Linked DNA regions of Homo sapiens: region 2 is linked to region 1. Evidence: chromatin loops called from intact Hi-C (ENCODE). Cell type or tissue: heart left ventricle. All regions are shown on one strand. Links, peaks and the distances in the headings refer to the core of each region. The heading gives the core; the rest is flanking DNA. Region 1 has its middle 23 kb from the start of ZBED1. Region 2 has its middle 22 kb from the start of SNORA48B.

What was found. A loop is a pair of places that touch in the nucleus more often than their neighbours do. Peaks named below come from ENCODE experiments on the same cell type or tissue, not always from the same donor. Only the 100,000 strongest peaks of a DNase experiment are listed, where the experiment ranks them.
Region 2: it touches region 1 in a loop (34-fold over the local background); 2 of 110 quality-filtered maps call a loop at or near these places.

What each region holds. Positions count from the first base shown.
Region 1 is chrX:2,516,285-2,531,677 of GRCh38, reverse strand. No RefSeq gene overlaps it. Among named protein-coding and RNA genes, the nearest start is that of ZBED1, 23 kb to the right of the region's middle. In heart left ventricle, for the core only: no CTCF peak of the experiment used is centred there; no DNase peak of the experiment used is centred there.
Region 2 is chrX:3,546,297-3,561,689 of GRCh38, reverse strand. No RefSeq gene overlaps it. Among named protein-coding and RNA genes, the nearest start is that of SNORA48B, 22 kb to the right of the region's middle. RefSeq lists an enhancer at 8,107-9,058. In heart left ventricle, for the core only: no CTCF peak of the experiment used is centred there; no DNase peak of the experiment used is centred there.

The DNA of each region.
Region 1 (15,393 bases), core at 5,470-7,969:
TTAAATTACAAAGGAGAGGCCAGGAGATGAGAAAATATTGGAGACTCTTTGGAAGTTTCATATCCTTTCATGCTGATCTTTTTAGCATTCGGGTCAACAACGCAGAGCCTCAAATATAGATTTTGCACATGTTTTTAGGATAATTTCCTTTTTTTTTTTTTTGAGACGGAGTCTCACTCTGTCACCCAGACTGGAGTGCAATGGCATGGTCTCAGCTCACTGCAACCTCTGCCTCCCTAGTTCAAGGGATTCTCCTGCCTCAGTCTCCTGAGTAGCTGGGACTACAGGTGCGCACCACCACACCCAGCTAATTTTTGTATTTTTTTTAGTAGAGATGGGGTTTCACTATGTTGGCCAGGCTGGTCTCAAACTCCTGACCTTGTGATCCGCCCGCCTTGGCCTCCCAAAGTACTGGGATTACAGGCGTGAGCCATGACACCCGGCCGAGAATTTCCTTATTTCTTACAATTCCAGAAGGCATTATTGACCTATTTAGAGTAGAAACTTTGCGTCTCTACCAATTCATTTGCAAAGGCTGGTTCAGACTGGACCAAGGCCTGTTCCAAGAGTGGCAAGCACCACTTTATTTTTTTAATTGTTTTTCAACTTTTATTTTAGAATCAGTGGGTACCTGTGCAGGTTTGTTATAAAGGTATATTGTGTGATGCTGAGATTTGGCGTACAGATGAAACCGTCACCCAGGTAGTGAGCATAGTGCCCAAAAGGAGCTTTTTCAACCCTTATCCTCCTATTCTCTACCCCCACTTGTATTCCCCAGTGACTGCTCTTCCCATGACATAAGTCCATGTGTACGCAATGCTTAGCCCCACCCTTATAAATAAGAATATGTGGTATTTGGTTTTCTGTTTCAGCATTAATTGACAGGATTATGGACTCCAGCTGTATTCATGTTGCTGCAAAAGATATGATTTTATGCTTTTTTTTTTTTTTTTTTTGAGGCAGAGTCTCACTCTGTCACCCAGGTTGGAGTGCAGTGGCATGATCTCGGCTCACTGCAACCTTTGTCTCCTGGGTTGAAGTGATTCTCTTGCCTTAGCCTCCTGAGTAGCTGGGACTACAGGTGCACATCACCAGCCTGGCTAATTTTTGTATTTTTAGTAGAGACAGGGTTTCACCAAATTAGCCAGGATGGTCTCGATCTCCTGACCTCGAGATCCACCAGCCTCGGCATCCCAAAGTGCTGGAATGACGGGCGTGAGCCACCATGACAGGCTTTTTTTTTTTTTTTGAGACAGTCTCGCTCTTGTCCAGGCTGAAGTGCAATGGCGCCATCTCGGCTCACTGCAGCCTTTGCCTCCCGGGTGCAAGCGATTCTCCTGTCTCAGCCTCCCAAGTAGCTGGGACTACAGGCATGCACCACCACACCTGGCTAATTTTTGTAATTTTATGTTTTTATTTATTTATTGAGATGGAGTCTCGCTCTGTCGCCCAAGCTGGAGTGCAGTGGCATGATCTCGGCTCACTGCAACCTCCGCCTCCTGGGTTCAAGCCAATTCTCTTGCCTCAGCCTCCCTAGTAGATGGGATTACCGGTGCACACCGTCACACCCAGGTAATTTTTTTTTTTGAGACAGAGTGTCACCCTGTCGCCCAGGCGGGAGTGCAGTAGTACGATCTTGGCTCACTGCAACCTCTGCCTCCTGGGTTCAAGCGATTCCCCTGCCTCAGCCTCCCGAGTAGCTGGGACTATAGGCACACACCACCACGCCCGGCTAATTTTTGTATTTTTAGTAGAGACGGGGTTTTACCATATTGGCCAGGTTGGTCTTGAACTCCTGACCTCAAGTGATCCACCCACCTCAGCCTCCCAAAGTGCTGGAATTACAGGTGTGAGCCACTGTGCCTGGCCCATTCTAGTAAATTTTCAAACCTTATGTCAGTTTTAGCCTCAATAGATATACAGCCATGCAGAGGAAACATTTGGAAAGCACCATTAATAAAACTCACCAATGGGCTGGGCGCAGTGGCTCACACGTATAATCCCAACGTTTTGGGAGGCTGAGGCACGTGGATCACCTGAGGTGAGGAGTTCCAGACCAGCCTGGCCAACATGGTGAAACCCTGTCTCTACTAAAAATACAAAAATTAGCAAGGCGTGGTGGCGGGCGCCTGTAGTCCCAGCTACTTGGGAGGCTGAGGCAGGAGAATTGTTTGAACCCGGGAGGTGGAGGTTGCAGTGAGCTGAGATTGTGCCACTACACTCCAACCTGGGCAACAGAGCGAGACTCCGTCTCAAAAAAAATAAATAAATAAAAATAAAAATAAACTCACCAAGAGTGATGAGTCTTTAATCATGGAGAAAGGCCTGGGTTTTCTTTCTATGTTTGGTAGTTCCACTCTGAAAATGTTGACCCATTCTCTATCCAATTCTCACCTATTCCCCAATCACCTGTAGTGATACTGCTGCCAATACAAAGCTTTACCTAATTGGCCTAACTAAATGGCTTAACTTTGTTGACATATGGTAACATATGTTTATAGATTTTTAGAAGAAAAATTGTAAAAGAAAACCAATGATTTGAAAACAGCACTCTGGAAGGTGACCCAGCCATGACGGTGCAATGCCTGGGGGAATCTTTGCCAAACCAATTCACAAGAATCTTGCAATCCTTGGGCTGTAAATGCATTTAAAACTTGGAAAGACATTTTTTTTAAAGAGGTTCAGACATTATTTTCAGCTATCAATGCCATGGCCATTTTAGAATAAAGTAGGGTAGAAGCTATATATAAACACGACAACAAACAAACATCCATTCATGACTAAACTGCCTCAGGAAAAGCACCTTAGCTTCTAGTTGGATGTCTGATATTCTGATATTAGGCTGGGAATTGTGGTGTGAATTCTTCCCCCTATTCTCTCATGGAGAACTCAAATCTTTGATCATGTGATTCTTCCAGAAAAGGTGAGAACAAATTTAGTTTGTATGAAGATTAATAGTATAGTTTAAGTAAACACACATTCAAAAAATAGAATCATTAAATCCTTGAGTGTGTGTGTGTCTGTTTGTGTCTATGCATTTGTGTGTCTTGTGTTTTGGGGGTGATATGGTTTGGCTGTGTCCCCAGCTAAATCTCATCTTGAATTATAGCTCCCATAATACCCATTTATTGTGGGAGGTACCCAGTGGGAGATAATTGAATCATGGGGCGGTTTCCCCCACACTGTTCTCATGTAGTAAATAAGTCTCATGAAATCTGATGGTTTTATAAGAGGTTTCCCCTTTCACTTGACTTTCATTTTCTTTCTTGCCTGCTGCCATGTAAGACATCCCTTTCGCCTTCCGCCATGACGGTGAGACCTCCCCAGCAACGTGAATCTCTGAGTCCATTAAACCTCTTTTTCTTTATAAATTACCCAGTCTTGGCCAGGCATGGTGGCTCACGCCTGTAATCACAGCACTTTGGGAGGCCGAGGCAGGCAGATCACCTGAGGTTGGGGGTTTGAGACCAGCCTGGCCAACATGGTGAAACCCCATCTCTACTAAAAAATAAAAAAATTAGCCAGGCGTGGTGCTGCACGCCTGTAATCCCAGCTAATAGGGAGGCTGAGGTAGGAGAATCGCTTGATCAAAGGAGATGGAGGTTGCAGTGAGCCAAGATCGCACCACCGCACTTTAGCCTGGGCAACAGAAGGAGATTCTGTCTCAAAAAAATAAGTAAATAAATAAAATAAAAAATAAATTACCCTGTCTCAGGTATGTCTTTATCAGCAGCATGAAAATGGACTAATACGTGGAGGGAGGTAAAGGATGCTAAAATGTAATATGTATTAATTATGATAATATATATATAAAACATCCGGGGCCCCGTGTTAATCATGTTTAAGTGTACCATGCAGTGACATTAATTACATTCACATATTAGCACTATTTCCAAGTATTTTTTCATGTAGTGATCCAAGGGGAAAAAAACGTGCTTGCTTTCTAAAAACATATTTGGGCAAATGCTTTTAGAGAGGATGCCAACGAATCTTTCCCAAAACGATGAAATCTCGCCGGAGTCGGGGCTAACGTTGAGTGCATTCGAAACAAACAGGGCTGAGTTTGATTCACTACAGTCCCTGGGTGTTTTTCAGGTCCTGCGTCCGCCTGGCAGTCAGACATCTCTGCTAAATGAATAAACGCTCTCCCTCCCCGCCTTCCTCAGTCCCTTCTGTTTTTCCTTTGTCACATACTAATTAGAGTTTTTTGTTCCCCTATTAAAATGTTTCAATGGTACAAAAGCATGGCACATCCCTTTCTCCTATACCTGCTATCACTTTTCTTGAATGCTTGTGCCAACTTTCTTCCTTTTGTTTCTCTGACCCACTTTGTACACTTCTCCAACCTTCTCAACCCAGGGGAGAGTGGCAGGGGGAATGGGGAGGCAAGGAGGCTGAGGATGACTCACAGATACTACATCCATAGGGTTCTCTTGCCTTCTGGCTGCCATTTTTGGTTCTGACCCTGGGGAATTGCCACTGAGGTTGGAGACAGGAGGAGAGTAAAGTTGGAGGGATTTAGCCCTGGGTTCCATCTGACATTGGCTTTCTCCTCTAATCCAGTGTCCTAGCACCTGTCAGGTGGCGTTGTTCATTGAGTTCTCCCTCGCTGGGTTCTAGCCTCTCTCTCTTTCCTTTGCCATCATTCTCGAGTTGGGGGTGAGCGCTCCTGTTTCCCAGCCTGCAGGTTCTGCACCATCTCTGAATGCTTTCCCTAACATTCTGGCTAGACTTCAGTAAAGAGTCCCTGCACTAAATCCTCTTTCACTGTTCAGCTTGCCTGCACCACCTTCTTCCTGCTACACCCATCTGTGTGTGCACAGCCCCTGCCCTCTTGCCCTAGAAATATGTGTCTATGCACTGCACAGACCCTTTGGCTATCACTGCAAATTACCAGGAAACCAACTGTGTTCACACTCTGCTGATAAAGACATACCTGAGGAGACCCGATAATTGATCATGAAAAGAGGTTTAATGGACTCGCAGTTCCACGTGACGGGGAGGCCTCACAGTCATGGTGGAAGGCGAAAGGCACATCTTACATGGTGGAGGCAAGAGAAAATGAGAGCCAAGTGAAGGGGGTTTCCCCTTATAAAACCATCAGTTCTCTTGAGACTCATTCACTACCACAAGAGCAGTATCGGGGAAACCGCCCTCATGATTCAGTTATCTCCCACCTGGTCCCTCCCACACCACGTGGGAAATACGGGAGCTACAATTCAGATGAGATTTGGGTGGGGACAGTCAAACCATATCACCAACATTCTTCCGTGCCCTTAAATTCCAGAGGATTCCTCCAATATGTGTCTATTTTTCCCAAGTCAAGTCTAAACACACTACCTCTAAGGCAAACCTTCACCTAACTAGGCTTAACTCAACAGCTTAACTTTGTTGACATATGTATTTATGGATTTCTAGAAAAAAATTTTTAAAGGAATTTTGTTGTCGTTGTGGTAAAATAACACTATGGAAGGTAACCCAGGCATGGATATGTGATGAAATATAAGAAAAAAATAACTCTATCACCCAGGCTGGGTGCAGTGGCTCATGCCTATAACCCCAGTGCTTTGGGAGGCCAAGGTGGGAAGATTGCTTGAGCCCAGGAGTTCAAGACCAGCCTGGGCAACATAGTGAGAACCCCCAGCTCTACAAAAAATAAAAAAATTTAGCTGAGTATGGTGAGTGCTTGTCTATAGTTCCAGCCACTCAGGAGGCCGAGATGGAAAGACAAACTGACCCCAGGGGTTTGAGGCTGCAGTAAGGTGTGAGTGTGCCACTGCACTCCAGCCTGGGTGATAGAGCAAGACCCTGTCGAGAAGGAAGGAAGGGAGGGAGGGAGGGAAGAAAGAAGGAAAGAGAGGGTGAGAGAGAGAGAGGAAGGGAGGAAGAGAGTGAGGAAAAAGGAAAGGGGAGGAGAGGAGAGGAAATGGGAGGGAAGCGAAGACTAACCTACAATGTCTGGGGGAATAACAGACACACTGTGTGTAAGATGCCAATAAAAGTGCTAAATACCACATTTTTCATGGGAAAATAATTATTAGAGTAATTCCACCAATTTTAAAGTGAAGCGTTGACATGTATCGCACATCACAAAAATCACATTTAGTATTTATTGAACACTTACTGCATACAATCATTATGGTTGATATTTCACAGAATATCACTTACGTAATTTCAAAAACCTCACGTTTACAATGTTATCTCCGTGTCAGGGAGGATGACACAGGACCCAAGAGGATCAAAAATATGCAGATTCCCCAGAAACTCATGCTGGAAAGATTGCATTTTTATTATGATGATTGTATTCATTTCTTTTAAATAATGATATTTGAATGCAGTGATATTTTAAACACTGGGTGATCTGTGATGCTTCTCCTATAAACTTGTTTCACAGAAAACCAGCTTACCCAGGTATAGGCTCAGTTTTTAGAGTATTGCAGTCAGCACAGTTTCTGAAGACAGAATCAATCTGGGACACTTCTGCATTGAATAAAAGATGAACTGACATGTCGCCTCTGCTATCAGAGTCTCCTTGGGCGAAATAGTGAATCAGGGCATGTTGAACGAACATAGGTCTTTTGGGGCTCTGTAATGCTGCCTGCTGCTATAATATTTACAGATTCTCATGCATAGAGTTAGAAGAGATTGAGGAGATCGTTGGAGGGTTTTTGTTTGTTTGTTTTTTGTTTTTGTTTTTGTTTTGACACAGAGTCTTGCTTTGTCTCTAGGCTGGAGTACAACGGCACGATCTCAGCTGACTACAATCTCCACCTCCGGATTCAAGCGATTCTCCTGCCTCAGCCTCCCGAGTAGCTGGGACTACAGGTACACACCACCACACATGGCTAATTTTTGTATTTTTAGTAGAGATGGGGTTTCACCTTGTTGGCCAGGCTGGTCTCAAACTCCTGACCTCAGGTGATCCACCTGCCTCAGCCTCCCAAAGTGCTGGGATTACAGGGCATGAACCACTGTGCCCGGCCCTTTGAGGGGTTTTTAATCTGTAGTTTATTGAGAGGAACTTGAATCTTAATCTTGATTCTTTAACAGAGTGCAATTTGACATTTAATGTCGATTTAAGTTACATTTTTTGTTTCAGAATGATTTCAGATTTGCAGAAAAGTTTCAAACATACCACAAGGAGCTCTTTTATACCCCCGTCATAAACATCTTCAATTAGTACGGTGCATTTGTGGCAATTAACCAACCACTCTTGATACATTACTATTAACCAGCCCATACCCTATTCAGATTTCTTTAGTTTTTTTCTAATGTTTAGGATCCCATCCAGGGTCTGTCAGTCAAGAAAATTAGAAGACAATTGTCAATCATTTTAGGAAGTTTATTTGCCAAAGTTAAGGATGCGCACCTGTGACACAGCCTCATGGGGTCCTGATGACATGTGCCCTAGGTGGTCGGGGCACAGCTTGGTTTTATACATTTTAGGCACACATGAGCCATCAATCAATATATGTAAGAAGTCCATTGGTTCCTTCCAGAAAGGCGGGGACAACTGGAAGCAGAGAGGGAGCTTCCAGGTCACAGGTAGGTGGGAAACATATGGTTGCTTCTTTTGAGTTTCTGATTAGCCTCTCCAAAGGAGGCAATTAGAATATGCGTCTATCTCAGTAAGCAGAGGGGTGACCTTGAATAAAATGAGAGGCCGATTTGCCCTGGGCACTTCCCAGCTTGTCGGGGCCCGGGTTAGTTTCCTTTCACAGGCCCCACAGTTCCACAGGGTGTTTAGTTATTACTTCTACCTGGGTTCCCTCTTGGCTGGGACAGTTTTCCAGACGTTTCTTGATTCAGATGAATGACCTGGACAGCTTTGAAAAGCACTGGGCAAGCCTTTTGACGGAAGTCCTTTTATTGGGATTTTTCTCATGTTTTCTTTCTTTTTCTTTGAGATGGAGTCTCACTCTGTCGCCTAGGTTGGAGTGCAGTGGCGCAGTCTCGGCTGACTGCAACCTCTGCCTCCCGCGTTCACGCCATTCTCCTGCCTCAGCCTCCTGAGTAGCTGGGACTACAGGTGCCCGCCACCATGCCCACAGCTGATTTTTTTAATTTTAATTTTTTAATTATTACAGGAGTGAGCCACCGCCCCTGGCCTTTTCTGATGTTTTCTTCATGATTAGATGGGGTTTGGGGGCCGGGCGTGGGGGCTGACCCTTATAATCCCAGCACTTTGGGAGGCCGAGGCGGGCAGATCACGAAGTCAGGAGATCGAGACCAGTCTGACAAACATGGTGAAACCCCATCTGTACTAAAAATACAAAAATTAGCCAGGTATGGTGGTGCCCACCTGTAATCCCAGCTACTCGGGAGGCTGAGGCAGGACAATCGCTTGAACACAGGAGGCAGAGGTTGCAGTGAGCCGAGATCATGCCACTGCACTCCAGCCTGGGCGACAGAGTGAGACTCCATCTCAAAAAAAAAAAAAAAAAAAAAAAAAGATGCGGGTTGTGGGTTTTTTGGGGGAACGACCACAAGTTGGACAGGCCCTTCTCGTCATATCCTAACAAGGGTACACACTCTCACAACCACAAGACTTCTCACAGTGCATGTTGACCTCAGTTATCTGGTCGAGATGGTGTTTGTCAGCTTTCTTCACTAAAAAATTATCCTTCCCCCGGCCTCTTTCCCATGCTGTACATTTTAGGAGAAAATCATTATGTCCTACACACACTTAAGAAACGCGTCAGTAGATTTTTGAAAACGAAACACTTCTAAGTGATTTAATTTCCTTATTGAAACAGTGGATAATAGGTTTCTGGTGTTATTACGGTGGAGAAAATATCCAATATTGAGTATGAGAAGGCTTAACAATGAGCAAACTTCTGTGTAATAATAATAATCGCATTTTGTGGGGTTTTTTGTTTTCTTTTGTTTTGTTTTAGCTTTTGTTTTTGAGATGCAGTCTTGCTTTGTTGCCCAGGCTGGAGGGCAGTGGTATGATTTCAGCTCACTGCAACCTCCGTGTCCTGGGTTCAAGCGATTCTCCTGCCTCAGCCTACCAAGTAGCTGGGACTACAAGTGCACGCCACCATGCCCGGCTAATTTTGGTATTTTTAGTAGAGACAGGGTCTCACCATATTGGCTAGGCTGCTCTTGAACCTTGGCCTCAAGTGATCCCCCCACCTTGGCCTCCCAGAGTGTTGGGATTACAGGTGTGAGCCACTGCGCCCGGCACATTTTGTTTTTAATAGTAAAATAATCACAAGTGTAATTCGACCAATTTTTAAAGTGAAGCATTGAAATGTATCGCACATCACAAAAATCACATTTAGTATTTATTGAGCACTTACTGCATACAATCATTATGACCGATATTTTATATAATATTACTTATGTAATTTTAAAAACCTCACATTTAGAATGTGAGATTTCTCTCAAATCATCTCACTTCAAAGGCCTCGCCATACCAGGAGCTAAGTCATAAGACATGACGTAATGTTTTCATGACAGATGAAAGTGCTGAGACTCGAATTCTGAGGCCAAAGCCTTCTCTTGCTTGACCACTTGAAACTTGAATCCTTTTTTTTCTCCTTTTTTTTTTTTTTTTTTGAAATAGAATCTCACCCTGTCACCCAGGCTAGAGTGCAGTGGCACGATCTTGGCTTCCTGCAACCTCCACCTCTTGGGTTCAAGTGATTCTTCTGCCTCAGCCTCTGAAGTAGCTGAGATTACAGGCATGCACCAGCATGCCCGGCTAATTTTTGTATTTTTAGTAGAGACAGAGTTTCACTATGTTGGCCAGGCTGGCCTCGAACTCCTGACCTCAGGTCATCTGCCCACCTCAGCCTCCCAAAATACTGAGATTACAGGCATAAGCCACTGTGCCTGGCAAATCTGAATCCTTAAAGTTGCTCTTAATTCTCGACTCTCACTTCCAGTCGTTGAAGAATAGTGTGTATTGGACAGAACGTCCCGGAGATCACAAGGATAAACTCTGGATGAAGCCTTTTAAAAAACGATGTGAAGACCCTTGGCCCCAAACAGGCAGAAATGTGGGCAGAGGAACTCTCTGACAAATGGGGAACTGCCCTGTGAAGATTAGCATTTGCACGTCCTTTCTGCAGGGGGCTTCCCAAAGTCGCTTAATTCTGGGGAAGTGAGAACTTCTGCAGGTTTACTAGCCTGAAGAGTCACGAGAGAGCTGGCAGCTGCCAGAGACCCTGCAACACGAGGAGGAAATGTTTAAAAGGGGAATATGCAACGGTTTAAGGGAACTCCAAGTCTGGATTTGAACGCTGCCCAAATATTTGGTCATCTGGATTATGCATGTGTGGGGAGACCTCAGAGAACCAAGAGGAATCCATCAGTGTGATGTTGAAAGAACTGAGCAGATATTTAAACTCCTGCCCACTTCAGCAAACACAAAGATTAAAGTGTATATCCAGCGAAGCTAACTGTCTGATAGACTCTTCTATAGAGGAATAGACTCTTTCTATAAAGGAAAATACCTGACTGCACCACAACGTATCATCCTCAATGTCCATGATAAAATTGTTTTTTTAAAAAACAGACACGTAGGAACAGGAAAAGTAAATACCCAATGTTAATATTCATGTTCAGAGCTCTTAGCACGGTTTTGACACATTCAGGCAGAATACGTCCACCGTGATTCCTCTTACTCTCTTAGAAAAAACAATCAGAGGCCACATAATTACGAAGACTTTTCTGGTACACACAGTAAAACCAGAGGTCAAGAGTCTCTGGAAAAGAGGGCAAAGCAAGCATTTAAGCTTGGTGATAATAATGATGATGGTGATGGTGATAATGAAGATGGTGATGATGATGGTGACGATGAGGATGATGGTGATGATGATGGTGACAGTGGTGATGGTGATGGTGAGGATGATGATGGTGATGATGGCGACAGCGATGATGATGGCGAGGATGATGATGGTGATGATTATGGCGAGAGTGATGATGGTGAGGATGGTGATGATGATGGTGAGGATGATGATGATGTGTATGAGGATGATGGCAGTGATGATGTTGGTGAGGATGATGACGGTGATGATGATGGTGAGGATGATGATGGTGAGGATGATGATGGTGAGGATGATGGTGAGGATGATGATGATGTGTATGAGGATGATGGCGGTGATGATGACGGTGATGATGATGGTGATGATGATGGTGAGGATGATGATGGTGAGGATGGTGATGGTGATGATGGTGAGGATGATGATGGTGAGGATGATGATGGTGATGATGATGGTGAGGATGATGATGGTGATGGTGAGGATGATGATGGTGAGGATGATGATGGTGAGGATGATGATGGTGATGATGATGGTGAGGATGATGATGGTGATGATGATGGTGAGGATGATGATGGTGATGATGATGGTGATGATGATGATGGTGAGGATGATGATGGTGATGATGATGGTGAGGATGATGATGGTGAGGATGATGATGGTGAGGATGATGGTGAGGATGATGATGGTGAGGATGATGATGGTGAGGATGATGATGGTGATGATGATGGTGAGGATGATGATGGTGAGGATGATGATGGTGAGGATGATGATGGTGAGGATGATGGTGAGGATGATGATGGTGATGATGATGGTGAGGATGATGATGGTGATGATGATGGTGATGATGATGGTGAGGATGATGATGGTGAGGATGATGATGGTGACAGTGAGGATGATGGTGAGGATGGTGATGATGATGGTGAGGATGATGATGGTGACAGTGAGGATGATGGCGATGATGGTGATGATGATGGTGAGGATGATGATCATGGTGATGATGGTGAGGATGATAATGGTGATGGTGATGATGGTGATGATGATGGTGAGGATGATGATGATGGTGAGGATGGTGAGGATGATAATGGTGATGGTGATGATGGTGATGATGATGGTGAGGATGATGACGATGGTGATGGTGATGATGGTGATGATGATGGTGAGGATGATGATGATGGTGAGGATGATGATGATGAGGGTGATGATGATGGTGACAGTGAGGATGATGATGATGATGGTGATGACAGTGACGATGATGAAGAATGTTGTTGGTAATTACAGACTTCCTGAGCTACCAACTTGGACATCTGTACAACGATACAAATTTTGAGGAAAACTGTCAGACATTTTCTCATCAGGAAAAAATTTTCTTTCTGTATTAGTTTGTTCTCACATTGCTATAAAGAACTACCTGAGACTGGGTATTTCATAAAGAAAGGAGGTTTAATTGAGTCACAGATTCACAGGCTGTACAGTAAGCATGGCTGTGGAGGCCTCACAGTTCTGCCGGCTGTACATGCTTCTGCTCCTGGGGAGGCCTCAGCAAACTTACAGTCGTGGTGAAGGGAAAGGTGAAGCGCACACATCTTCACATGGTGGAGCAGGAGAGAGAGAGTGAAGGAGAAGGTGCCACACACTTTTAAACAACCAGATCTCCTGAGAACTCTATCACGAGGCCGGGTGCGGTGGCTCACGCCTCTAATCCCAGCACTTTGGGAGGCTGAGGCAGGGGGATCACTTGAGGTCAGGAGTTCAAGATCAGCCTGACCAACATGGTGAAACCCCATCTCTACTAAAAATAGAAAAATTAGCCAGGCTTGGTGGCAGGCGCCTGTAATCCCAGCTACTCTGGACACTGAGGCAGGAGAATCGCTTGAACCCAGGAGTCAGAGGTTTCAGTGAGTGGAGATTGTGCCATTGTACTCCAGCCTGGGCTACAAGAGCAAAACTACATCTCAAACAAACAAAATTCTATCACAAGACAGCACTGGGGGATGATGGTAAGCCATTAGAAACAACCCCTGTTATTCACCCACCTCTCACCAGGCCCCACCTCCAACACCACAGATGACAATTCAACGTGAGCTTTGGGCAGAGACACAAATCCAAACCATGTCACATTCCATATCATAGAAATAAAGAAGAGATGGAACATACATAGGATTTTTTTTTTTTTTTTGAGAAAGAGTGTCGCTCTGTCGTCACCCAAGCTGGAGTGCAGTGGCGCGATTTCTGCTCACTGCAACCTCTGCCTCTCGGGTTCAAGTGATTCTCCTGCCTCAGCCTCCTGAGTGGCTGGGACTACAGGCACCCGCCACCATGCCCAGGTAATTTTTTGTATTTTTAGTAGAGACGGGGTTTCATCATGTTAGCCTGGATGGTCTCGATCTCCTGACCTCGTGACCCACCAACCTTGGCCTCCCAAAGTGCTGGGATTACAGGCATGAGCCACCATGCCCGGCCTCACAGATAGGATATTTAAACTGGAGACCAAAATGCACCCTGAAAAATGAACGTGCGGTCATCGTTCAGACAAAAATGTTGAAAGTGAAAGCACTGAGAATGACTTTAAGACTTAGAATGTGAGAATAATGTACTCTCCCTCAGTCCTTAGAATTCCGACAGGAGCAGATCATGTCTGAGAACTTAGCCTTTTCTGGATTTCATACATGGAACATATGGGAATGTAAAGCAAAGAAAAACTGTTTTTCCATTATGATGCTTTTACAGAACATGTAGTTGAATAGACTCTATGGTGGACAAGCATGCAATGGAGAATGAAGACAGAAACCTCAGGCTGGACACAGTAGCTCATGCCTGTAATCCTAGCATTTTGGGAGGCCAAGACGGGAGGATTGCTTGAGGCCAGGTGTTTAAGACCAGCCTGGTTAACATAGCAAGACCCCATCTCGAAAGAAAGAAAGAAAAAAAAAGAAAGGAAAAGAAAAAAGAAGGAAGGGAGGGAGGGAGGGACGGAGGGAGGGAGGGAAGGGAGGGAGGGAGGGGAAGAAGAAAAAAGAATAAGAAGAAGGAGAGAAAGAACAAAGAGAAGAAAGAAAGAAAGAGAAAGAAAGAGAAAGAAAGAAAGAGAAAGAAAGGAAGGAAGAGAAAAAAAGAAAAGAAAGAGAAAGAGAGAAAGAGAAAGGAAGGAAGGAAGAAATCTGACCTTAGAAAGATACATTGGAGCTGAAACAAAAATGTAGTCATCATTAGCTGTTTAAAGTACATTTTCTTTTTTTTTTTTTTTTTTTGGGACGAAGTTTTGCTCTTGTTGCCCAGGCTGGAGTATAGTGGCGCAATCTCAGCTCACTGTAACCTCCTCCTCCTGGGTTCAAGTGATTCTCCTGCCTCAGCCTCCCGAGTAGCTGGGATGGCAGGTGCCTGCCACCATGTCTGGCTAATTTTTTGTATTTTTAGTAGAGATGGGGTTTCATCATGTTGGCCAGGCTGGTGTTGAACTCCTGACCTCAGGTGATCCACCCGCCTCGGCCTCCCAAAGTGCAGGAATTACAGGCGTGAGCCACCATGCCCAGCCTAAAGTATACTTTCAATGAAAGCACACAGACAGGTTTATGTGGGGTTTGGTGACTGCCAGCCCCTGAATCTTACGAAGCTTCCCACTCTGAAGAAAGAACAACACAGCCTGCCTTCTCTGCACCTGTTCTTATTGTCTTTCTGCTCGTTACAATGAAAGAGAATTTTAAACTGGATAACAGATTTAGAAACAGATTTCAAAGACACCATCTCTTTAATCTCCCCCCCAACACCAGACACTTCAGATATAAACATTCTATGAGTGCCCACATAGTCACTGAAACGATCACAGCTGCTTCCAAAACTAAGGATCTCAAAAGGTCAAAAACAACAAAAAAACCCTACAATGTTCATTGTCTGAAATTTGCTAAAGTAAAACTGTGCAGAACTTTGAATAAATACAGCTTCAGAAAACTGACCATCCCTTGTCTAAAGCCCAGAGTAGGAAAGACCAATCAAGCTTGAGGCTGAAAAGAAGCATTTCTTTTTTGTTTTGTTTTTGTTTTTGAGACAGGTTCTCGCTCTGTGGCTTAGGCTGGAGTGCAGTGATGCAGTCACGGCTCACTGCCATCTCCGCCTCCTGGGCTCAAATGATTCTCCCACCTCAGCTTTCAAGTAGCTGGCATCACAGATGCATGCCACCATGCCTGGCTAATTTTTTGTATTTTTGAGAGACAGAGTTTCGCCATGTTACTCAAGCTGGTCTTGAACTCCTGAGCTCAAGTGATCTTCCCACCTCGGCTTCCCAAAGTGCTGGGAATACAGGCATGAGCCACTGCACCTGGCCAGAAAGGGAAAAATTTATAATCATTTTTATCCTTCACAAGCAAAGATGGGCCATAACTAGCATGTTTTTTTGGGTTTTTTTTTTTGTTTTTTTTTTTTTGTTTTTTGAGACGGAATCTCACTCTGTCACCCAGACTGGAGTACAGTGACACGATCTTGGCTCACTGCAACCTCTGCCTCCCGGGTTCAAGAGATTCTCCTGCCTCAGCCTCCCAAGCAGCTGGGATTACAGGCGCCCACCACCATGCCTGGCTAATTTTTGTATTTTTTTTTTAGTAGAGACGGTTTTTTAGCATATTAGCCA
Region 2 (15,393 bases), core at 7,445-9,944, 1.0 Mb before region 1:
GGCGGGCACCTGCAGTCCCAGCTACTCAGGAGGCTGAGGCAAGAGAATCACCTGAACCCTGGAGTGGTGGTTGCAGTGAGACAAGATGGTACCACTGCACTCCAGTCTGGGCGACAGACAGAGATTCTGTCTCAAAAATAAATAAATAAATAAATAAATAAATAAATAAATAAATAAATAAAATAAAACCAAAAACAAATATGCCAGCCCAGTTCTTCTTCAACCCAGATTTTGCAAGACAGTAAATGAGACAGCATTTGGAACCTGGCGAACTTCCCCAGTGAACCGATAGCAGCTTAGAAAGAGTTAAATGTGCAAAGAAGATACTCAATCTCCAAGTCAGGGCTACTCATACAGAAAAGGGAAACTGAGGCCAGAGTCCCAGGAAATATCCAGCTTCACACAATGCCTTAAAATGCAAAGAATTGGTGGGCTGCGGTGGCTCATGTCTGTAATTCCAGCACGCTGGGAGGCCAGGGTGGGTGCATCACTTGAGGTAAGGAGCTTGAGACCAGCCTGGCCAGCGTGTCAGGCTGTGACACAGCGTGAAACCCTGTGTCTACTAAAAATACAAAAATATTAACCAGGCATGGTGGCGGTTGCCTGTAATCTCAGCTACATGGGATGCTGAAGCAAGAGAATCTCTTGAACACGGGAGGGGAAGGTTGCAGTGAGCGGAGATCGCACCACTGCACTCCAGCCTAGGCGACAGTGAGACCCTGTCCCACCCACACCCCGCCCCCCCTCCAAAAAAAAGCACAGAATTCAGGCCCAGAAGGAGTTTAGATGTTCAGGGAGGGGGACATGATGGGAAATGGGATTCAGAAGAAGGAATAAGAGGAACATGCCATAAAAGCCTGGATTCTTGGAAAAAGCCAAGGAAAAAAGAACCTCTAGGTGACTCAGAATCACTGTGTATTAGTAGGTTGGTGTAAATGTAATTGCGGCTTGTGTCATTGAAAATAATAGCAAAAACAAAGAGAAACCAATAGGGTGAGTGTGTATCTATACCTATATCATCTATATCTATATTTATACCTATATGTCTACATCTATATATCAATAATAAAATAAAAATATTAATTTAAAAAATTACACTTAATTTAAAGAATTGCACTGTTTAAAACCAGTGATAAAACCAACAACATTCTAAGATATTTATCCAACTCGTCGAAGTTTTGTCATTCTACACGAGGGTTTCTCAATCTTGGCACCATTGACACTTGGGCCAAATTATTCTTTGCACAAATATCAATCTGTAGATATTGATATCAGTAGATACACAGACATTTATTTTAAGGAATTGGCTCACGTGATTGGGGGGATTGGAGAGTCCAAAAGCTGATGGAGTGGGCCAGCAAGCAGGGGACTCAGGGAAGGGTTACAGTTTGAGTCCAAAGGCTGTTGGGTGGCAAAATGCCTTTTGGCTTGGGGGAAGTCAATCTTTGTTCTGGTCAGGTCTTCAACGGATTAGACTAGGCCCACCCACATCATGGAGGGGGAACTGCGTTACTCCACAGATAGAAATTGTCAGGCCTCTGAGCCCAAGCCAAGCCATCGCATCCCCTGTGACTTGCACGTATACGCCCAGATGGCCTGAAGTAACTGAAGAATCACAAAAGAAGTGAAAAGGCCCTGCCCCGCCTTAACTGATGACATTCCACCATTGTGATTTGTTCCTGCCCCACCTTAACTGAGTGATTAACCCTGTGAATTTCCTTCTCCTGGCTCAGAAGCTCCCCCACTGAGCACCTTGTGACCCCCGCCCCTGCCCACCAGAGAACAACCCCCTTTGACTGTAATTCTCCATTACCTTCCCAAATCCTATAAAACAGCCCCACCCCTATCTCCCTTCGCTGACTCTCTTTTCGGACTCAGCCCGCCTGCACCCAGGTGAAATAAACAGCCATGTTGCTCAAACAAAGCCTGTTTGGTGGTCTCTTCACATGGACGTGCATGAAATTTGGTGCCGTGACTCGGATTGGGGGACTTCCCTTGGGAGATCAATCTCCCGTCCTCCTGCTCTTTGCTCCGTGAGAAAGATCCACCTATGACCTCAGGTCCTCAGACTGACCAGCCCAAGAAACATCTCACCAATTTCAAATCCAGTAAGCGGCCTCTTTTTACTCTGTTCTCCAACTTCCCTCACTATCCCTCAACCTCTTTCTCCTTTCAATCTTGGCACTACACTTCAATCTCTCCCTTCTCTTAATTTCAGTTCCTTTCATTTTCTGGTAGAGACAAAGGAGACACGTTTTATCCGTGGACCCAAAACTCCAGCGCCGGTCACGGACTGGGAAGGCAGCCTCCCCTTGGTGTTTAATCATTGCAGGGACGCCTCTCTGATTATTCACCCATGTTTCAGAGGTGTCAGACCACGCAGGGATGCCTGCCTTGGTCCTTCACCCTTAGCGACAAGTCCCGCTTTTCTGGGGAAGGGGCAAGTACCCCAACCCCTTCTCTCCGTGTCTCTACCCCTTCTCTGCTTTTCTGAGGGAGGGGCAAGTATGCCTCAACCCCTTCTCCTTCACCCTTAGTGGCAAGTCCCACTTTTCTGGGGAAGGGGCAAGTACCCCAACCCCTTCTCTCCGTGTCTCTACCCCTTCTCTGATTTTCTGGGGCAAGGGCAAGAACCCCTCAACCCCTTCTCCTTCCCCTCAGCAGCAAGTCCTGCTTTTCTAGGGGAGGGGCAAGTACCCCAACCCCTTCTCTCCGTGTCTCTACCCCTTCTCTGTTTTTCTGGAGGAGGGGCAAGTACCCCAACCTCATATCTCTGTGCCCCGATCCCTTATTTCCATGCCCCGACCTCATATCTCTGCGCCCTGACCCCTTCTCTGCTTTTCTGGAGGGCAAGAAACCCCCACCCCTTCTCCGTGTCTCTACTCTTTTCTCTGGGCTTGCCTCCTTCACTATGGGCAAGCTTCCACCTTCCATTCCTCCTTCTCCCTTAGCCTGTGTTCTTTTTTTTTTTAAACCTTTTATTTATTATTTTTTTTATTATACTTTAAGTTTTAGGGTACATGTGCACATTGTGCAGGTTAGTTACATATGTATACATGTGCCATGCTGGTGCACTGCACCCACTAACTCGTCATCTAGCATTAGGTATATCCCCAATGCTATCCCTCCCCCCTCCCCCCACCCCACAACAGTCCCCAGAGTGTGATATTCCCCTTCCTGTGTCCATGTGATCTCATTGTTCAATTCCCACCTATGAATGAGAATATGCGGTGTTTGGTTTTTTGTTCTTGCGATAGTTTACTGAGAATGATGATTTCCAGTTTCATCCATGTCCCTACAAAGGACATGAACTCATCATTTTTTATGGCTGCATAGTATTCCATGGTGTATATGTGCCACATTTTCTTAATCCAGTCTATCATTGTTGGACATTTGGTTTGGTTCCAAGTCTTTGCTATTGTGAATAATGCCGCAATAAACATACGTGTGCATGTGTCTTTATAGCAGCATTATTTATAGTCCTTTGGGTATATACCCAGTAATGGGATGGCTGGGTCAAATGGTATTTCCAGTTCTAGATCCCTGAGGAATCGCCACACTGACTTCCACAATGGTTGAACTCAATTCAAGATGGATTAAAGACTTAAACGTTAGACCTAAAACCATAAAAACCCTAGAAGAAAACCTAGGCATTACCATTCAGGACATAGGCATGGGCAAGGACTTCATGTCTAAAACACCAAAAGCAATGGCAACAAAAGACAAAATTGACAAATGGGATCTAATTAAACTAAAGAGCTTCTGCACAGCAAAACTACCATCAGAGTGAACAGGCAACCTACAAAATGGGAGAAAATTTTCGCAACCTACTCATCTGACAAAGGGCTAATATCCAGAATCTACAATGAACTCAAACAAATTTACAAGAAAAAAACAAACAACCCCATCAAAAAGTGGGCGAAGGACATGAACAGACACTTCTCAAAAGAAGACATTTATGCAGCCAAAAAACACATGAAAAAATGCTCATCATCACTGGCCGTCAGAGAAATGCAAATCAAAACCACAATGAGATACCATCTCACACCAGTTAGAATGGCAATCATTAAAAAGTCAGGAAACAACAGGTGCTGGAGAGGATGTGGAGAAATAGGAACACTTTTACACTGTTGGTGGGCCTGTGTTCTTAAGAACTTAAAACCTCTTCAACTCTCACCTGACCTAAAATCTAAGCATCTTATTTTCTTCTGCAATGCCGCTTGACCCCAATACAAACTCGACAGTAGCTCCAAATAGCCGGAAAACGGCACTTTCAATTTTTCCATCCTACAAGAGCTAAATAATTCTTGTCGTAAAATGGGCAAATGGTCTGAGGTGCCTGATGTCCAGGCATTCTTTTACACATCAGTCCCTTCCTAGTCTCTGTGCCCAGTGCAACTCATCCCAAATCTTCCTTCTTTCCCCTCCCACCTGTCCCCTCATTCCCAACCCCAAGCGTCGCCGAGTCTTTGTAATCTTCCTTTTCTACAGACCCATCTGACCTCTCCCCTCCTCACCACGCCAAGCTAGGTCCCGATTCTTCCTCAGCCTCCACTCCTCCACCCTATAATCTTTTTATCGCCTCCCCTCCTCACACCTGGTCCAGCTTACAGTTTCGTTCCGTGACTAGCCCTCCCCCACCTGCCCAGCAATTTACTCTTAAAAAGGTGGCTGGAGCCAAAGGCATAGTCAAGGTTAATGCTCCTTTTTCTTTATCCCAAATCAGAAGCGTTTAGGTTCTTTTTCATCAAATATAAAAACCCAGCCCAGTTCATGGCTCGTTCGGCAGCAACCCTGAGATGCTTTACAGCCCTAGACCCTAAAAGGTCAAAAGGCCATCTTATTCTCAATATATACATTTTATTACCCAATCTGCTCCCGACATTAAATAAAACTCCCAAAATTAGAATCTGGCCCTCAAACCCCACAACAGGACTTAATTAACCTCACCTTCAAGGTGTACAATAATAAAAAAAAAAGTTGCAATTCCTTGCCTCCACTGTGAAACAAACCCCAGCCACATCTCCAGCACACAAGAACTTCCAAACGCCTGAACCGCAGCGGCCAGGCATTCCTCCAGAACCTCCTCCCCCAGGAGCTTGCTACAAGTGCCAGAAATCTGGCCACCAGGCCAAGGAATGCCTGCAGCCCAGGATTCCTCCTAAGCCGTGTCCCATCTGTGCGGGACCCCACTGGAAATCGGACTGTTCAACTCACCTGGCAGCGACTCCCAGAGCCCCTGGAACTCTGGCCCAAGGCTCTCTGACTGACTCCTTCTCGGCTTAGCGGCTGAAGACTGACGCTGCCTGATCGCCTCAGAAGCCCCGTAGACCATCATGGACGCCGAGCTTCAGGTAACTCTCACAGTGGAAGGTAAGTCCGTCCCCTTCTTAATCAATATGGAGGCTACCCACTCCACATTACCTACTTTTCAAGGGCCTGTTTCCCTCGCCTCCATAACTGTTGTGGGTATTGACGGCCAGGCTTTTAAACCTCTTAAAACTCCCCCACTCTGGTGCCAACTTAGACAATACTCTTTTACGCACTCCTTTTTAGTTATCCCCACCTGCCCAGTTCCCTTATTAGGCCGAGATATTTTAACCAAATTATCTGCTTCCCTGACTATTCCTGGATTACACCTGCATCTCATTGCCGCCCTTCTTCCCAATCCAGAGCCTCCTTTGCGTCCTCCTCTTGTATCCCCCACCTTAACCCACAAGTATAAGATACCTCTACTCCCTCCTTGGCGACCGATCAAGCACGCCTTACCATCTCATTAAAACCTAGTCACCCTTACCCCGCTCAACGCCAATATCTCATCCCACACCATGCTTTAAAAGGATTAAAGCCTGTTATCACTCGCCTGCTACAGCATGGGCTTCTAAAACCTATAAACTCTCCTTACCATTCCCCCATTTTACCTGTCCTAAAACCAGACAAGCCTTACAAGTTAGTTCAGAATCTGCGCCTTATCAACCAAATGTTTTGCCTATCCACCCCGTGGTGCCAAACCCATATACTCTCCTATCCTCAATACCTCCCTCTACAACCCATTATTCTGTTCTGGATCTCAAACATGCTTTCTTTACTATTCCTTTGCACCCTTCATCCCAACCTCTCTTTGCCTTCACTTAGACTGACCCTGACACCCATTAGGCTCAGCAAATTACCTGGGCTGTACTGCCGCAAGGCTTCACAGACGGCCCCCATTACTTCAGTCAAGCCCAAATTTCATCCTCATCTGTTACCTATCTAGGCATAATTCTCATAAAAACACACGTGCTCTCCCTGCTGATCGTGTCCGATTAATCTCCCAAACCTCAATCCCTTACAAAACAACAACTCCTTTCCTTCCTAGGCATGGTTAGCGTGGTCAGAATTCTTACACAAGAGCCAGGACTGCACCCTGTAGCCTTTCTGTCCAAACAACTTGACCTTCCTGTTTTAGCCTAGCCATCATGTCTGCCTGCAGCAGCTGCCGCTGCTTTAATACTGTTAGAGGCCCTCAAAATCACAAACTATGCTCAACTCACTCTCTACACTTCTCATAACTTCCAAAATCTATTTTCTTCCTCATACCTGATGCATATACTTTCTGCTTCCCGGCTCCTTCAGCTGTACTCACTCTTTGTTGAGTCTCCCACAATTACCATTGTTCCTGGCCCGGACTTCAATCCGGCCTCCCACATTATTCCTGATACCACACCTGACCCCCATGACTGTATCTCTCTGATCCACCTGACATTCACCCCATTTCCCCAAATTTCCTTCTTTCCTGTTCCTCACCCTGATCACGCTTGATTTATTGATGGCGGTTCCACCAGGCCTAATCGCCACACACCAGCAAAGGCAGGCTATGCTATAGTACAAGCCACTAGCCCGCCTCTTAGAACCTCTCATTTCCTTTCCATCGTGGAAATCTATCCTCAAGGAAATAACTTCTCAGTGTTCCATCTGCTATTCTACTACTCCTCAGGGATTATTCAGGCCCCCTCCCTTCCCTACACATCAAGCTCCAGGATTTGCCCCCACCCAGGACTGGCAAATTAGCTTTACTCAACATGCCCTGAGTCACAAAAACTAAAATACCTCTTAATCTAGATAGACACTTTCACTGGATAGGTAGAGGCCTTTCCTACAGGGTCTGAGAAGGCCACCGCAGTCATTTCTTCCCTTCTGTCAGACATAATTCCTCAGTTTAGCCTTCCCACCTCTATACCGTCTGATAACAGACCAGCCTTTATTAGTCAAATCACCAAGCAGTTTTTCAGGCTCTTAGTATTCAGTGAAACCTTTATATCCCTTATAGTCCTCTATCTTCAAGAAAAGTAGAGCAGACTAAAGGTCTTTTAAAAACACACCTCACCAAGCTCAGCCACCAAAAAGGACTGGACAATACTTTTATCACTTTCCCTTCTCAGAAATCAGGCCTGTCCTCAGAATGCTACAGGGTACAGCCCATTTAAGCTCCTGTATAGACACTCCTTTTATTAGGCCCCAGTCTCATTCCAGACACCGGACCAACTTAGACTGTGCCCCCCAAAAAACTTGTCATCCCTACTATCTTCTGTCTAGTCATACTCCTATTCACCGTTCTCAACTACTCATACATGCCCTGCTCTTGTTTACACTGCCGGTTTACACTGTTTCTCCAAGCCATCACAGCTGATATCTCCTCGTGCTATCCCCAAACTGCCACTCTTAACTCTTGAAGTAAATAAATAATCTTTGCTGGCAGGACTATGCTGAATCTCCTTAGGCACTCTCTAATCAGATGTCCTAGGTCCTCCCAATTCTTAGACCTTTTATACCTGTTTTTCTCCTTCTTTTATTCCATTTAGTTTTTCAATTCATACAAAACCGTATCCAGGCCATCACCAATCATTCTATACGACAAATGTTTCTTCTAACATCCCCACGATATCACCCCTTACCACAAGACCTCCCTTCAGCTTAATCTCTCCCACTCTAGGTTCCCACGCCGCCCCTAATCCCGCTCGAAGCAGCCCTGAGAAACATCGTCCATTCTCTCTCCATACCACCCCCCAAAAATTTTCACTGCCCCAACACTTCAACACTATTTTATTTTTCTTATTAATATAAGAAGGCAGGAATGTCAGGCCTCTGAGCCCAGGCCAGGCCATCGCATCCCCTGTGACTTGCACATATACACCCAGATGGCCTGAAGTAACTGAAGATCCACAAAAGAAGTGAAAAGGCCCTGCCCCGCCTTAACTGATGACATTCCACCATGGTGATTTGTTCCTGCCCCAGCTTAACTGAGTGATTAACCCTGTGAATTTCCTTCTCCTGGCTCAGAAGCTCCCCCACTGAGCACCTTGTGACCCCCGCCCCTGCCCACCAGAGAACAGCCCCCTTTGACTGTAATTTTCCATTACCTTCCCAAATCCTATAAAACGGCCCCACCCCCATCTCCCTTCGCTGACTCTCTTTTCAGACTCAGCCCGCCTGCACCCAGGTGAAATAAACAGCCCTGTTGCTCACACAAAGCCTGTTTGGTGGTCTCTTCACATGGACGCGCATGAAAGAAATGTTCATCTCATCCAAAAACACCCACACAGTAACATCCAGGGTAACCTTTGACCACACGTCTGGGCACTGTGGATAAAATTCACCATCACACCAGCCCGGTGGATACATAAAATTCATCATCACGCCAGTCAAGTGGACGCATAAAATTCACCATCACACTAGCCAAGTGGACATATGAAATTCACCATCACACACTATGAGAAACTGAATCACAGATGGTAAGGAAATGAAGTCACAGGTCTATGTCAGTGGTTGTCAGTTGGGGTGATTCTGAACTCCATACCCAAACCCCAGGGGGCATTCAGCAATGTCTGCTTGTACTTTTGGTTAATACACCTGGGGAGAGTACTACTGGCATGTGGTGAGTAGAGGCCAGGGATGCTGCTTAACACCCTACAATGCACAGGCTGCTTCCCATAATAAAGAATTACTTGGTTCAAATATCAATAGTGCCAAGATTGGGAAACTCTGATATGCAATAATGACAAAAGTTATAACAGGTAACTTTATGACTAGTTAGACATTTAGAATGTTGTTGATTTTATGACTAGTTTAATCATAGTGTATTTTTTTAAAAGTAAGTATATATGTTTTATTTTATGAATATTATATATTTGCAATTGTATTTTGATACTTTTGCATGTTATTAAGTGACATCTCCTCCTAACTGTGTCTATGTATATATTGATCTCTCATCTATCCCATTCAGGAGGCTCCATCCTCATGACCTCATCACCTCCCAAGGGCCTCACCCCCTGACACCATCATCTTGGGGGTGAGGATTTCAGCATAGGAATTGTGGGAGACACAAGCATTCAGTTCATTGCACATGGTTGTACAGTTTTGTAAAATCCCCCAAAGTAAGATACATTCAAATTCATTTTCTGAAAGATGACTTCTGAAATTTTGTAAGCTTCAGCTCCCACAAAACCTGCATCTAATCCTAAATGCAAGGAGTGTATTCCTGGTTTTGATGGTGGTAGTTATGGCCACGGTTGTTTCTGACTTTCCAGTCAAGGAGATCCTGCGATGATCTGAGAAGCTAATGCACAGGATTCAGTGAGGAGTGAACTTGTTCATCTGTAGAATGTGGATGGCCTTTCTTTCCTTCTGGGAGCCAGCTCCCCTGTGGAGGAGAAATTCACCAAGTATCTTTTTTATTTTTAAATTTAATTTTATCTTCCTAATTTTATTTTTTTAGAGACAGGGTCTCATTCTGTCACCCAAGCTGGAGTGCATTTTTTATTATTTATTTTATTTTCCTAAGTTTATTTTTTTTAGAGACGGGGTTCTCACTCTGTCACCCAAGCTGGAGTGCATTGGTGCAGTCATAGCTCACTGCAGCCCCCACCTCCTGAGTTCAAGCGATCCTCTTACCTAAGCCCCCTGCGTAGCTGGGACTGCAGGTAGATACCACCAGGCTTGGCTAATTTTTAAAATATTTTTAGAGATAGGGTCTTGCTCTGTCGCCCAGGCTTGTCTCGAACTCCTAGGTTCAAGTAATCCTCCTACCTCAACTTCCCAAAGGGCTGGGATTAAAGATGTGAGCCACTGCTCCAGCCACGCCAAGTATACTTGTTCACCATTCTCCAATGCCCTTCATATCTGTATACATTTTATTTTGTTGGATCAACAGAAAGGATTTGGTTGAAATTCTTTGACTATACTCTGTGCAGGTATTGCAAATTTTGGTGACTATTACAGTGTCAGTTGCAGGCTAATTGTGATTTAGATTCAGAATTATGACAGATACAAAGTAGGAAGTTCATGACAGCATTCCTCTATTTGCAATTTTAAGCAAATTCTCCTTATTCTTATTTTTTGAAGGTCTAATATCTATTGGGATTTAAATTTGCAATGTGAGATAATGATGCCCTGTTTCCTAAAATACTATAAAAATAAGTTTTAGCCATATTTTCCATATTAAAAATTAAATTGCTGCCTAGCGAAGACCTCTGGAGCCAGGCTGGAGAATAACTGTGCTTATTGGCTGTCTGTTACAGTTTGCCCAGGACTTTTGTGGTTTTAAAGCTGAAGGTCCCACATCCTGGGGAAACCCTTAGCCCCAGGCAATTCTAGAAGTTTCCTCGCTGTCGTAGGAACCTATGTGTTATCCCATTCAGAGAGTCCTTGATTCAGACTGTGGTTGTCTAATTGTTGCAGGGCAGGTGAGCCCCCAAACTGGGGGCTTAGCTTGGGAGGGTTCTTGGCTTCACCCAGGAAAACATTTCAGGGTGAGCCCGTGGTGTTAGACAGCAACTTGCAGAGCAGTGGCGTGATCTCGGCTCACTGCAACCTCCACCTCCAGGGTTCAAGTGATTCTCCTGCCTCAGCCTCCTGGTAGCTGGGACTACAGGTGCACATGACCACACCTGGCTAATTTTTGTATTTTTAGTAGAGATGGGATTTCACCATGTTGACCAAGCTGGTCTCGAACTCCTGACCTCAAGTGATCCACCCACCTCAGCCTCCCAAAGTCCTGGGATTACAGGCGTGAGCCACCCCCACTTTCACTGAAGTGGCAGTGCACAGCAGCAGCAGCAGAGGTCCTGCTCCTGGCAGAGCAGGGCTACCCAATAGGCAGTGCGTCCAGAACAGCAGCTCAGAGGCAGTGCTGGAGTCATATGTATACCCACTTCTAATGGCATGCAAATTAAGGGGCAGATTATGCAGAGATTTCAAGAAAAAGAGTAGTAACTTCCATGTTCTTGGATCATTGCCACAGAAAGGGGCGGTAACTTCCAGGTGTTGCTATGGTAACAGTAAACTGACATGGCACTGGTGGGCGTGTCTTATGGAGAGGAGCTATTGCTATTGCCACTTCCCTATTTTAGCTAGTCTTCAGTGTGGTCCAAAGTCTAAGTCCCTGCCTCCGGAGTCAAGTTGGGTCTCCTACTTCATAATGAATGGCCTCTTAGGTGATGAAGATAAATCGATTGGTCTCTTTTTGTTTCACACGAATCCACCACATATTGACTGGGGAGTTTGGGATGAAGATTTAGACGACCCAACAGAGAAGTCCCCTCAAAAGCCCATGGGGCCACTCTTCTGAAGCTCCACTTCACCTGCTTCCGCACACCCCAGTCCTGCCTGATACTCAGCTTTTCTTTCTCTCGTGAATAGAGACACACGTTTTTCTCCCTTGACACCATGGAGGTTGGGATTCTGATAAGGATTAGAATGCTACAGATCAATCCTCTAGTACAGTCCTTCTCAAAGTGTGGACATTTAAGGCTGGGTGGATGATCCTCTGGGGTGGGGTGTCCTGTGCACTGCAGGGTGTTGAGCAGTGTCCCTGGGTTCCACCCACCAGATGCCCGGAGCACCAACCACCCCGGTTGCGACACCCAAAGCTATCTCCAGACATTGTCGAGTGTCCCTGGGGACATAGTTGCCTGTGTGGAGCACCGCAGGGTCAGATGAACACAGCAAGGACCACTGACAATGTGAGCATCTGTGTCACCCTCTGCTGTCACTCGCCGGAACCAGAAGGGACGATTTGCAGCCGGTACAGCTTTTTCCCATGCCGAGCTTCCTGCAGAGGCTGCTTCCCAACGCATTGGAAAGTCCCTGGCTCTCGGAGTGAGTCTCAGATCCTCCTGGCTTCATGGGTCCAGCAATTAAGTATTGCCACATACCTTTTCTTTTAGCTCTAAAAATTGTTTGTGGACCTGGGAATTAAAAAGAAAAGAAAAGTGGCGCTAAGCAGAAGAAGCCAGGAAAACCCTGCTCCATTGTTTTGCAGACGGAGACGAGAGAGAGAGAGAGAGAGAGAGAGAGAAAGCAATCCCGACGTTATGAGAATCGGCTGCACGACCATCCCATGCCTTTCAGGAAAACCAACACAAACGCCCCAGTGGAGACATTTTTAACCATTGTAAAATTTTCTAGAAATCTCAGGCATGACTGGTTCTTTTGTGGCTGGCGAATCATATTATACGTGGTGCTGGTGCATCTTGCAAAACGCTTAAAAGATAAGTGTACCACATAGATTTGAACATTGCGAATTGGAACATTTAAAAAAAATCCATGGTTGCTTAATTCTTGGAAACAGAAACAATTTAGTTTATACTCATTTGAACTGTAAACCTAGCTAGTCGTTTGTATACAGAATGTTTGCGGGTATTGCTGACTATGGCTTTGTGGATTATGAAACAGCTATAATAAATCAACAAGAAACCTTGGCAGATTTAGTTGTCTTCCTCCTTTATGCAGAGCTTTAAAAAATGTTTTATGTAATAGGTGCGTGAGATCTTTTCTGTTTAAACAGTCTGCACAAGAGGGCAGTGTATACCACTTAACAAGGTTTTCCCTGGGGACGTGGAAGTTTATTTGTGGTGGCAGAGAGGGAGGTTCAGTAGATTTTTCTTACTCCGCTATAGAAATAACTTCCCATAGAGAATTATGACTCTTATGTATCTATTATTATTGATATTTATTATGTATTTTATAGAATAAACATAATTCACCTCCACTTTTAGAAGATACAAGCTCTTTTCTTTCACTAACTCAGGAATCCAATAGTGAGACACAACTTTCCCTATGCCACATTTACTGTTTGGCTCAGATGAAAATATCAATTAGCCTTTAAAAAAGAAAAGAAAATGTCCTATGAATAAATATTCATGACAAGATGTCCATGCGAAGAGCTGATCATCAAAATACCTAGCACAGTTCATGAGGCTTTTTCCTCTAAAAAAGCATGAAATTCATCTTTTGAGGTACATTTGGCTTCCACCAATGTTGTTTTTGAGTGTTGACAAGCAAAAGTTAGATTTTTAGAGAAGGCTGGTGTTGTTGGTAGCAAAAGTAAAATCATAATGAAATTTTAAAAGATTTATTTCTTCAAGGCTTAGGTTCTTCATTTATTTATTTTTGAGACAGGGTCTCACTTTGTTGCCAGGCTGGAGTGCAGTGGCGCGAGCTCGGCTCACTGCAACCTCCGCCTCCCAGGTTCAAGTGATTCTCCTGCCCAATCTCCCCAGTAGCTGGGATTATAGGCACTCACCACCACACCCAGCTAATTTTTGTATTTTTAGTAGAGACAGGGTTTCACCATGTTGCCCAGGCTGGTCTCAAACTCCTGACCTCAAGTGATCCGCCTGCCTTGGCCTCCCAACGTGCTGGGATTACAGGTGTGAGCCACCACTCCTGGCCCCCAGGCTTAGGTTTAGTAAGCAAACAACAACTAAAAAAACAAGATAAAAAATGACATGGAAAGATAAGTTTATTTAGACAAGTCATTTAAAGCAAATCCGGGTTTAGAAGAAAATTTAGATTGCAAGTTTCCTGAGGGCAAAAAAAACCCTTCTTTTCATAGTTCTTTTTTATTTTTTATTTTATTTTTTATGAAAAAAATTAGAGATAGAGTCTTGCTATGTTGCCCAGGATGGTCTCGAACTGTTGGGCTCAAGCAATCCTCCTGCCTTGGCCTCCCAAAGTGCTAAGAGTACAGGTGTGAGCCACCACACCCAGCCTATGGTTCTTATATTTTATAAAGTATGTAATGTTTTCCTCATTTTTTGCATCTTTTCCTTTCTCCCTTCCTGTATCTTTTCTTCCTCAATATCACAATGAAAACATATTGTAAGGGCTGCATTGCCTGATGTATGAATTTCTAAACAGGGCACTTTGAACAAAGAGGATTATCTGTGGCATCAAAATTCAAGTCACCACTAGATCTTGTGATGGTCTAGTCCCATCGCATAAAGTGAAATCCTGCATTTCCAATCTAAAGCTTTCCAGTGCTTTCAGGTTGTGAAATTAAACAACTTGGGTACTTTTTAGATAGAAGCAAAATACAAATGGAAGTAGGGGGCTAAGGATTTCTCATATTTTTTGGTTTAAAAAATAATCTCCAGCCTGAGCAACGTAGTGAGACCCATCTCTAAATTTTTTTTTTTTAAATTAGCTGGGCATGGTGGCATGCGCCTGTGGTCCCAGCTACTTGGGAGGCTGAGGTAGAAGGATTGCTTGAGCCCAGGAGTTTGAGGCTGCAGTGAAGCTGTGATTGTGCAACAGAGTGAAACTCTCTCAAAAACAAACAACAGCAACAACAACATTTCAGTGACAATGATGGCCTTAGAGGCTGGGTACCTTAGAAATGATACATCTTCATGTGCATAGAAAGATCCCTTCCTTCCTTCCTTCCTTCCCTCCCTCCCTGCATCCCTCTTTTCCTTCCTACCTTCCTTCCTTCCTTCCTTCCCTCCCTCCCTGCCTCCCTCTTTTCCTTCCTTCCTTCCTTCCTTCCTTCCTTCCTTCCTTCCTTCCCTCCCTCCCTCCCTCTTTTCCTTCCTTCCTTCCTTCCTTTTACCTTTTCCTTTCCTTTTGGGGTCACACACTTAACAGCTAGTTTAATTTTGGAGGGTCTCAAGTTTGATCAGAAAAAGGCATGTTTATCCTTTAAAGAAGGCAACAAGAGTTTCTCTCTCTGTCTGACTTTACACCTCCACAATTTCACCAAGACAGAGATTTTTATTGGGTGAGCACATATACTTAAAAGAATTACTTGAGACAAAAATGAAGAACTTCATGGAGAGTTGAGGGTCTTGGAATGAGCAGAGTGACTCTTGGTGAACTCCACCTTTCCCATCTTCCAAAAAAAACCAAAAATCAATTCACTCTGAGATCTAATAATACCTCTGAATTGATCATCTACAGTAATCAAAGCATTCAGGCCATGAGAGCTGGTGTCTATGTTAGGGGTTCTGCATAGTAAACTGCAGTACACATTGAGAAAATATCATCGTCTCTAAACATTTGTTTCTCTGGGCTGATGAAAGAGTAAAGATGTCTGAAGAATAAAAAGGATGACTGTGTGGAAACATGCCCTGCCAA